2 separate regions of the Homo sapiens genome follow, and region 2 is linked to region 1. Evidence: chromatin contacts called from ENCODE Hi-C data. All regions are on one chromosome and are shown on one strand. Each heading gives the region's core, a stretch centred on a gene start or an enhancer-like site at or near the end of the contact. The rest is flanking DNA. Distances are from core to core; before and after follow the strand shown.

Region 1 (4,947 bases), core at 1,293-3,792:
CATTTATCTTTTGACCTTACTAAAACTCCAAATAATTTTGACTGCTGAAAAGAAAGCTTACCCTGGAAATACACGTAACATACTTGCTTTCTTAAATTCCCAAGGCAAGCTGAAGAAAACTTTCCACATCTGTATAGTTAAACCTATTGTGTTTGTCATTTGTACTCCAGGGGCTGATACTGTTGTAATTTTTACTTAATGGTTTTATGGCTTTTATGGTCTCATAAACACCTTTCCAACAAATAACTATGGTCAGCAATTCAAAATCAGATGGAGAATTAATTTGTGGCCCAAGAAACCACCCAGGAGTCACTAGGAAAGTGGGTTTCTAGAACGGCCTCCAGGGCTCTGGAGTGCACCCCTCCTGCCCTCCAGGGATCTCTTTCTATAAAGGAGCCCCTTGTCTTTCTGCCGTCTTTAATGCTGTCTCCTCAGAGTTCCTCCTTGCAGTCTATAAATATCCCCGAGTTCCTCTCATTTTCAAACAAAACAAAATAAAAAATCCTCCCCTCAGCCCTGCATTCCCACCCCCTCAGCTTGTGTTGTTTTGCATGCTCGCTCTCTGTCTTTCTCCTCTCTCTCTCTCTCTGTGTCTCTGTCTGTCTCTGTCTCTCTGTCTGTCTCTGTCTCTATCTGTCTCTCTGTGTCTCTGTCTCTCTGTCTCTGTCTCTGTGTCTCTGTCTCTCTGTCTCTGTCTCTCTGTGTCTCTCTGTCTCTGTCTCTGTCTCTCTGTCTCTGTCTCTCTGTTTCTGTCTCTCTCTGTCTCTCTGTATCTCTCTCTCTGTGTCACACTCCTCCCACCCAGTCTTTGCCTCATCAGCAACATTTCTGGAAGGCATTGCCTGCACAGCTCCCACTTCCTCCTGTCCAAACTGGCTCAACTCTGCCCCCTGATGCACACCCCCAACCTCCAACCCTGGGCTGCAAGGGTCCTCCCACCAGGCCTCCCCGTTCCAGCATCCCTGGTTTCCTTGCCTGCAGATTGGGCACCACTCTTTGAATTTTTTCCCATCATGTTTGTTTTTCAGATCATTTTAGGCCTTATTGACTTTTAAAAGAGGAGGAAAAAAACGTGAAACAAGTGAAGAATGAATAGGAAATATCTTTGACTCGATCAGATTACAATATTTGCCTTAGAACATTCTTATTTCTCTCCTTAAAAATATTAAGAAAAACTATCCAAACGACTTCTACCTAGTCACCCTGGACTAGGACATTGTCTAACAAGCCACCTTTAGGGTCATTTGACGCTGAAGGGAGGGAGTACTATTATATTTACCCATGACCAAAGCCCCTGCTAACCTGTGGAAGACTGAGGAGTGGCAAAGGATTTTTGTTTGGTAGAGATGCAAACGAATTCTGTCCAATAGAGAGGTCTGGTTTCACTGGGCTGTAGGGCATCAGCCAGATTCACATGAAATTTAGCAATCCCGTTTCAGTCATCTTTCACTGACTGCCATCCTCTTTGGAAATGGTGTACCATCCTCCTTGAGTTAAATATATCGATGTATTTAACTCAGGCCATTCCGTTTATTTCTAACATTTTGAAAAGGGAATTGTGGAGGAAGTCAGCTTTTTTTTTTTTTTTTTTTTTGAGACGGAGTCTTGCTCTGTCGCCCAGGCTAGAGTGCAGTGGCGTGATCTCGGCTCACTGCAACCTCCACCTCCTGGGTTCAAACGATTCTCCTGCCTCAGCCTCCCGAGTCGCTGGGATTACAGGCGCCCACCACCGCGCCCGGCTAATTTTTGTATTTTTTAGTAGAGATGGGGTTTCACCATCTTGGCCAGGCTGGTCTCGAACTCCTGACCTCATGATCCCCCCCCCCCCCCCCCCCGGCCTCCCAAAGTGCTGGGATTACAGGCATGAGCCACCGCGCCCGGCCAGAAGTCAGCTTTTACATAGTGTTCTGGTGAGGGATTAGAAATTAAGTGTTTTTGCAAAATAAAGTTCATTGTAAAAGACTCTAAGCGAACAATCCCTAACCCTTAAAATGTACCAGGCATTGGTCGGGCTGCTGTGAATGTTCCGGGAACTCGTCTCTCTCGGGGGCGAGCGCTATCACCGCCGGGCTCCAGCCTGTCTCCCAACCACCAACCTGCGCTGCTCTTTGTACCATTCAAAAGTGCCTTCAGAGGGTCTAGATTGAAGTACGGGGCAGGGCAGGCCTGAAGCACAACTGACGGCTCCGTTGAGAGCAGGCCCGCAGCTTCAGCTCCCCAGAGGGCGCCCCACCGCACCCCTCTGCACCCCTCTGCACCCCATTCATTGCCCAGGCTCCGCCCCCTGCCCAGGCCCCGCCCCTGTCCAGGCCCTGTCCCCGCCCTTCCCGGCCCAGACCCCGCCTCTCTCTGCCCTGCGCCCCGCCCAGGAGGCAGGATGCCCGCAGCGGCCGGGGGCCGAGCGCCGCCTGCTCAGCTCCACCCCATAGTCCAGCCTCGCCGACTCCGCCTCTTTTGACACTACGCCTGCGCAAACAGTCATCCCCCACGACCACGCCGTCGCCTTGTGCGCTTGCGCGCGTCCAGGCGCTCCCGTGAGGCAGTGCGAGGCGCGCGGGGCACGGAGGGCGGTGGCGGCGGGCTCCTGCGAGAAGCAAGCGGAACTTCCTGAGGTGACTGACGCGGGCCTCGGTTCTGGGCGCAGGGGTGTGGGGCTGGAGGAGTGGCCGCGATCCCCGTCTGCACCCAGGTGCCTCTTTTTTTTCCTGCGCTCCTGGGGGCTCCTTCCAGGTGCTCCAGCAGCTGCCCGGGGATCAGGGCCCGGTCCGCTGGGCGAGGAGCTGGGGCGGGGGCTGTGCGGGGCCTGTCACCCCCGTCTTCTGCAGCTCGGTGTCGACGGCGATTCGGTGGGCTTGTGCGTTTGTTTTGTCAGCGTGCTTAGGTGTCACAGCTGGGTGACCCTCCGAAGGAAGGTTTTGCCGCTGGCGCGTCTGGTGTATCGCGGCCTTGGGGCCGCGGATCCCTGGGGCTTGCCGCTGCCTCTGGGGTTCGCGCGGCCCTGGCGTCGGGGCTGCCTCAGCGCTGGCTGAAGGCCGGCCCGAAGCACCCTTAATTGTGGCCGCGCGCTTCCCTGCTGCTCCTGCTGTTCTCCGCGTCGCGGTGGTGGACTCTGGAGGTGGAGCCTTGCCCGGCGAGACGTTGAGGTAAATATTTAGTTGATCTTCAGAAGATGTGCCATGCTTATTTGCGTCTTCTTACGTACGGAGGGCAGGGAAGAGAGGCTGCCTAGCCTCCTGGTGGCTTGGGTTTGTTTGGATCCATTTATTTTGAATTAAAAACAAATGCTGCTCTATAAAGTGTAATGCATTTTAAACCATTTTATCTTTGGAAAAAAAGATAAAATGGATCCAAATAGATCCACTTTCTTGTTAATTACTTTTCGTTACTGTTGCGGTTTTCTGAGAACTAGCCTAATTGTTTCTGTTTCTCTTTATCATCATCAAACATTGCAGCTACGACTACCTGTCATTTATCCCGCTCTCGGATATCATGTGATATTTGTCTGTGTCTTCTTTTTAAAAACACTGTCGTCATATTTGTGGTCTAATACTTGTTTTCTTCCCCCCTAGGAGGAATCATTATAGATTCTAAAAATATATTTTCCCTTCTCTGTGGACTTGGTATAAAACGTAGCTTTTTTTCTGCTTGGATTTATTTTCTAAAAATCAACACCGTAAACCCATATCAGATACAACAAAATTGGGGTAGTTAAAACCATGAGTTGTGGAAATGAGTTTGTGGAAACATTAAAAAAAATTGGTTATCCCAAAGCTGATAATCTTAATGGAGAAGACTTTGACTGGTTGTTTGAGGGCGTTGAAGATGAATCGTTTCTGAAGTGGTTTTGTGGGAATGTGAATGAACAGAACGTGTTGTCTGAAAGAGAATTGGAAGCTTTTAGCATTCTTCAGAAATCAGGCAAGCCTATTCTAGAAGGGGCGGCATTGGATGAAGCTCTTAAAACGTGTAAAACTTCTGATTTGAAGACACCTAGACTGGATGATAAAGAGCTGGAGAAATTAGAGGATGAGGTTCAAACTCTACTGAAATTAAAGAACCTAAAAATTCAGCGACGTAATAAATGTCAATTGATGGCTTCAGTAACTAGCCACAAATCTCTGAGGTTAAATGCTAAAGAAGAAGAAGCCACTAAAAAGCTGAAGCAGAGTCAAGGAATTCTAAATGCAATGATCACTAAGATCAGTAATGAACTTCAGGCTCTTACTGATGAAGTTACACAATTGATGATGTTCTTCAGACATTCTAATTTAGGTCAAGGGACAAATCCACTGGTATTTTTATCGCAATTTTCCTTGGAAAAATACCTAAGTCAGGAAGAGCAAAGCACAGCAGCATTAACTTTGTATACCAAAAAACAGTTCTTTCAGGGTATACATGAAGTAGTTGAAAGTTCAAATGAAGACAATTTTCAACTTTTAGATATACAGACACCATCTATTTGTGATAATCAAGAAATCCTTGAGGAGAGACGACTAGAGATGGCTAGACTGCAGCTCGCATACATTTGTGCTCAACATCAGTTAATTCACTTAAAAGCAAGTAATTCGAGCATGAAGTCAAGTATAAAATGGGCAGAGGAGAGTCTTCACAGCCTAACCAGCAAGGTAAGCATAAGAAATGAGATTGGATTCACATTGTAATTATTGTTAGGAATAGAGGAGATAATATTGCTGTTAAAGTACTTTAGAATGGTGCATCTGAGAAGAGATTACATTTTATTTTCTTTGTTCAGTGCTTATTTGTGATCTGTGTCAATGTTTCATACAAATAGTTCCATACGTTAATGGAGGGCAGCAATAGTAATTATAATCTCTACCACATTATCTAATTTATTTTAAACAAAAGTGCTTTAATTTGCATTCCGAATTTTAAATTTGTGTAATGCAGATACAGACTGGACTGAGATTTTCTTTTTAAGATGTGGCT
Region 2 (4,947 bases), core at 1,746-4,245, 800 kb before region 1:
CCAGGCCCTGACTGCAGGGTCATGGGGAGCCGCCCCTTTCAAGGGCAGATAGATATGCTCAGAGAAAATGAAAACTGGCCACAAACACACAAACCGAAGGAATCTCGGTGAGGGGCACAAGGCAACGGGACAGCCATCGGGAGATGCAGGAATGCCAACGGGCTCGGACTGTCTGACACCCGGGCCCTGGGGAAAGGGAGGCCCGGCCGCCCCCTCTCTTCCTGGACCACCACATCTCTGGCCGAGTGGTGAGACCAAGTCTGGGGGTGGCGCGAGGCACTGCAGTGCTGGGTCATCCATTCCCAAGCCCCCGCTGGCCTCTCCCTGGGTGCAGGGAAAGCTCCCACCCTAGCATGCAAGGCGCCCACACCTGGGCACCCCAGCACGCAAGGCGCCCACACCTGGGCACCCCAGCACGGAAGGCGCCCACACTTGGGCGTGTCTGGGGCCTCAGGGGTACTCTTGGGGCTTTTTCTTCAATCCAGCTTTAGTGAAAAGACAACTCAGGTATTAGTGCAGAAAGGTCTGTACACTCCCAAGGCATGTTTTATTTAGATGTATTTATTACAATTCCAGGTGGGACGAGACGCTAACACATGCTCCTTCCTGGCGCCAGGGTCTGCTCTGTGGTCCGCACCGGGGTGCTCAGCATTGCTTGGGTTCCACTTCCTTCTCACTGGGGACCATGGTCAGGCAGCCCTACAACACACAGCGGCGGCCTCAGGCACACGGCTGATGCGAAGGTTTCACTTTCCTTAAGTGCAGACAACCATTTACAAACTTTTGGGTGGGGGGTGCTTTTTTATTTTTTATTTATTTATTTATTTTTTGAGACATAGTCTCACTCTGTCGCCCAGGCTGGAGTGCAATGGCAGGATCTCAGATCACTACAACCTCCACCTTCCAGGTTCAAGCAATTCTCCTTCCTCAGCCTCCTGAGTAGCTAGGACCACAGCCACACGCCACCACACCCTGCTAAGTTTTGTATTTTTAGCAGAGACGGGGTTTCACCATGTTGGCCAGGTTGCTCTCGAACTCCTGATCTCAAGTGATCCTCCCACCTCAGCCTCCCAAAGTGCTGAGATTACAGGTGTGAGCCAGCGTGCCCGGCCAGGGGGCTGCTAATTTTAAGGCAGGCAAAAACCTGAAAAATTTTCTCCTTATTTACTTCATGATGTGGTAGATGCTTAGCTCACATACATAGGAAATGCAGCAGGTAAGTTCTGCATGTACCATGGCTGAGGCATGAATGTCACAGGGTCTCTGGCTGCCTAAGAAGCAGTGTGGGGAGAATGGGCTTCACTCTGTGCAATCAGATTCTCTCAACGGCAGGTTTTCCCCAAAACGTGGGAACCTGGGTTCCATCTCCAAGTGTGGACACTGGGACCGGGGCCCAGGGAGGAGCATTTATTTCCATGCAGGGCTGGCTACACACTGAGGGTCAGGGAGAGCCATTTTGTTAGTTCACACCTAACCCTTAGTTCTCAGAGGAAAGACAGCCATGGGAAATGCCACTTTGAGATATTTCCCACCTAAAGCTTATTTTTTTTTCCTTTTTTTTTTTTTTTTTTTAAGACAGAGTTTCACTCTTGTCACCCAGGCTGGAGCGCAATGGTGCAGTCTCGGCTCCCTGTAACCTCCGCCTCCCAGGTTCAAGCGATTCTCCTGCCTCAGACTCCCAGGTAGCTGGGATTACAGGCACATGCCACCATGACCGGCTAATTTTTATATTTTTAGTAGAGATGGGGTTTCACCATGTTGGCTAAGCTGGTCTTGAACTCCTGACCTCAGGTGATCCACCCTCCTCAGCCTCCCAAAGTGCTGGGATTACAGGCGTGAGCCACCACGCCTAGCCTATTTTTCATACTGAAAGAAAGATGGATTAGAATGTTAGTGGCCAAGCTCTGAATCAACCCCCTGGGAACACACAGGGTGCAAAGTAGGATGGCCCACGAATCCAAGGAGAGACACTTTGCATGGAAAAAAGGCTTGTCTACATTTAATGCTATTACAGAAAGTCTTTCCAAAGGATTCCATTTTTCTTTCTTTCTTTTTGAGATGGAGTCTTGCGCTGTTGCCCAGGCTGGAGTACAGTGGCACGATCTCGGCTCACTGCACCCTCCACCTCCTGGGTTCACGCGATTCTCCTGCCTCAGCCTCCCAAGTAGCTGGGACTACAGGCATGTGCCACCACACCCGGCTAAGTTTTGTATTTTTAGTAGAATTGGGGTTTTGCCATGTTGGCCAGGCTGGTCTCAAACTCCTGACCTCAGGTGATCCACCTGCCTCGGCCTCCCAAAGTGCTGGGATTACAGGCGTGAGCCACCGCACCCAGCCAGGATTCCCTTTTCAAAAAGGAATCCACTTTCCCCGTGCAGCGGGCGAAGGAGGTGAGTCTAAGAGCCAGAGCAGGGAGAGATGCACTGTGAGTGCCATCTGACGAAGGTTCCACAGGATGCCGATTTCTGAGCCCAGTGTAAACTATTTTGTCAGCGACACGGGAACCTGTTTGTAAATGCTGGAAGGTAGTCCTGTTTTGGATCAGAACAGTCTTCATCCCAGCAACAAACCTCACTGCGAGGGTGTTCTCATTGTTCTGGCTGGCCTCCACCTAGCACCATGTGGCTCTCAGACTGTATAAAACTGCCTGTAGGAGCCATCGCAAACAGAAAAAGTACCAGGTTTTCACCTTGGCAGTCAGTATGTTTTTTTTTTTTTCACATACACACACATATATTAGTTTTTAAGTCTTTTTACCCCTCTTCTGAAGAGTCTATAGAAGAAGCCTCTGTTTGGTCTGGAAACCGGGGTATGTATGTTCTTGTCTAGATCTAATGGCAAAGCTTCCTCACTTTCACTTTTGTTGATGTCTTTGAAACACCCAGATTCGATCATCTGCATGCACAGAATAACAGGACAGAGAAGCCGCAGAGAAACTGCCAGGTCAGTGGGTGTCTCCCAGTGCCAGCAGCTCCTGCCCAGCCCCGTGCGGGGCACCTCAGAGCTCCTGCACCCACTGTGGGGCCCCTTTTCTGGGTTCCTCCTTCCCTGCTTCCTGACCTCTTCTTGGAATAAGTAATGTGGTCTCCTCTCCCCTTGTCTCTGAGTGTACTCCCAAAGCAGGGAACTACCATGGGAACCCTGGCTGCCAGCCAGCCCTGCTTAGGGAGTGGGGCTCGGGGTGGCAGGCAAGCTCCCATCAGACCCAAAATAGCTACCTCCTGTCCACTTCCTGTCATTGGGACCAGGGACAGCCGCTGTGCTTCTGGACAGCTGCTGATATGGTCCTTGGCTTGCCCATGGTCTAGTCCTGTGGTCAAAAGTCTTATACAATCTTTTTTTTTTTTTTTTTGGGTGAGACGAAGTCTCGTTCTGTCGCCCAAGGTGGAGTACAGTGGCGCAATCTCAGCTCACTGCAACTTCTGCCTCCCAGGTTCAAGCGATTCTCCTGCCTCAGCATCCCTACTAGCTGGGACTACAGGTGCCTGCCACCATGCCTGGCTAATTTTTGTACTTTTAGTAGAGACAGGGTTTCACTATGTTGGCCAGGCTGGTCTCGAACTCCTGACCTCATGATCTGCCTGCCTCAGCCTCCCAAAGTGCTGGGATTACAGGCGTGAGCCACTGCGCCCAGCCGTCTTATATAATTTTATCTCCCAAATACACACAGACACACACACACACACGGACACACACACACCCTTTTCCCTGGGTCACTGTTGGAACTAACGTAAAGCGGCTGTGCTGGAAGGGCAGTACCTCATTCTGCCAGGGGATGGAGACACACCCGGTAGCAAACCGAGCATAGAAGTCTTCATCTGCGGTGTCCAGGTAGATCCCTTTCACCACCGAGAACTGCTCGATATCCAGGACGTCCTTACAGTAAACGGCATGAGGCTGTGTAGCAAGAACAGGGGCAGCCTCTGAGATGACTACAGCAATTCTCAGCTCCCTCAGTTCCCAAGAATGAAACGCCCAGCAAACTGACGCATAAACACCGCCACTCTCCCTGTCTCCATTCTTTTGCCAGGCCCCTCTCACTTGAGGCATTTTCTAAATCACAGAATGTGTCCTCTGAAGAGGTGGTTCGCCAGCTTTTAGTGTCACCAATTTTGTGGTACTGTCTGTGCCAGGTCCCTTGCATGCCCTGGCTCTCTCCCTCTTTCTCACACACACACACACACACATACACACACACATACACACACACACACACACACACACACCCCTCCTGAGGCCATGCCCTTCTCCTTTCCGTAGTGCAAAATGGATTGCAAACAGAGGTCAGGGATGCAGGGCAGGGTGGACTGCACGTATTGGAAGATGCAGCACAGAACCGGAGAAGTGTGAACAGGGACAGAGGCCACCAGCGGTGGGATCCCTTAGTGACAATTCTCGCCCCTGCCTCCAATTCTTGGTGCACTCCTGGCAAAGCACCCGGAGAAAACCTGAGGAACAGCAGCAGCTCCCACTTCCCATCCTCCTGCAGGTCCACTGAGTGGTCTCCAAGGCTGCAAGGGACCTCATCCCTCCGCTCAGCTCCCTGAATCAGCAGGTCCCTCCTCTGGGACAGGAACCCAGGTCTGCAGCTCCTATCCCGGCACTGCTGTCCTCAGAGGCAGAGGGTCAGGCAGGCAGGAGGGAGTGCCAAGGTCCGGGTCTCCACCTGCCGCCAGTACAGTTCCTTGCACTTTCAGGGCAAAGGAACAAAAAGCACGGAAGTCGGCAGCTGTGGGACCCTCATCTGCTCATGCCGGAGGCACCCGCAGTCCTGAGAAACTTTTCACCCAGGACTTGTGCACTACAGTGAGTGTTTCAGCAAAGCAGTGGCTCCAAAGGCCACGGTCAGCACAGCTGTTAGAGTAGCTGCTCTTCACTCATTCATACCCTCAAGGTGGGGAGGCGGAAGTGGACCGGCAGGCCCCGCCCCTCGGGGACAGTCCAGAG

Evidence for each region. Hi-C counts contacts between places; a loop is a spot of excess contacts on that map. Pooled maps may share reads with other maps.
Region 2: a loop to region 1 is called in a map of mammary epithelial cell, with 10 times the contacts of the local background. The contact joins the enhancer-like site here to the promoter of POLN in region 1. A Hi-C loop is called at or near these places in 1 of 168 maps with a recorded cell type or tissue (mammary epithelial cell), 1 of 37 single-sample maps with no recorded cell type and 9 of 50 pooled maps.

The regions. Positions count from the first base shown.
Region 1 is chr4:2,239,716-2,244,662 of GRCh38, reverse strand. POLN (DNA polymerase nu) reads left to right here and starts at 2,542. Exons shown (of 26, transcript NM_181808.4): 1 at 2,542-2,612; 2 at 2,873-3,143. HAUS3 (HAUS augmin like complex subunit 3) reads left to right here and starts at 2,542. Exons shown (of 6, transcript NM_001303143.2): 1 at 2,542-2,612; 2 at 2,873-3,143; 3 at 3,570-4,625. The coding sequence starts at 3,717. It also overlaps the pseudogene COX6B1P5. RefSeq lists a silencer at 2,112-2,471 and enhancers at 3,152-3,251, 2,858-3,359.
Region 2 is chr4:3,036,324-3,041,270 of GRCh38, reverse strand. GRK4 (G protein-coupled receptor kinase 4) reads right to left here. Exons shown (of 16, transcript NM_182982.3): 14 at 3,760-3,897; 15 at 2,758-2,895; 16 at 511-699. The coding sequence ends at 646. Among named protein-coding and RNA genes, the nearest start is that of HTT, 36 kb to the left of the region's middle. RefSeq lists a silencer at 256-305 and enhancers at 406-855, 2,824-2,873, 2,884-2,973, 3,554-3,603. Within about 2 kb of position 2,995, at least 4 of the 41 ENCODE cell types and tissues checked have a DNase peak (open chromatin) inside an H3K27ac peak, as active enhancers do.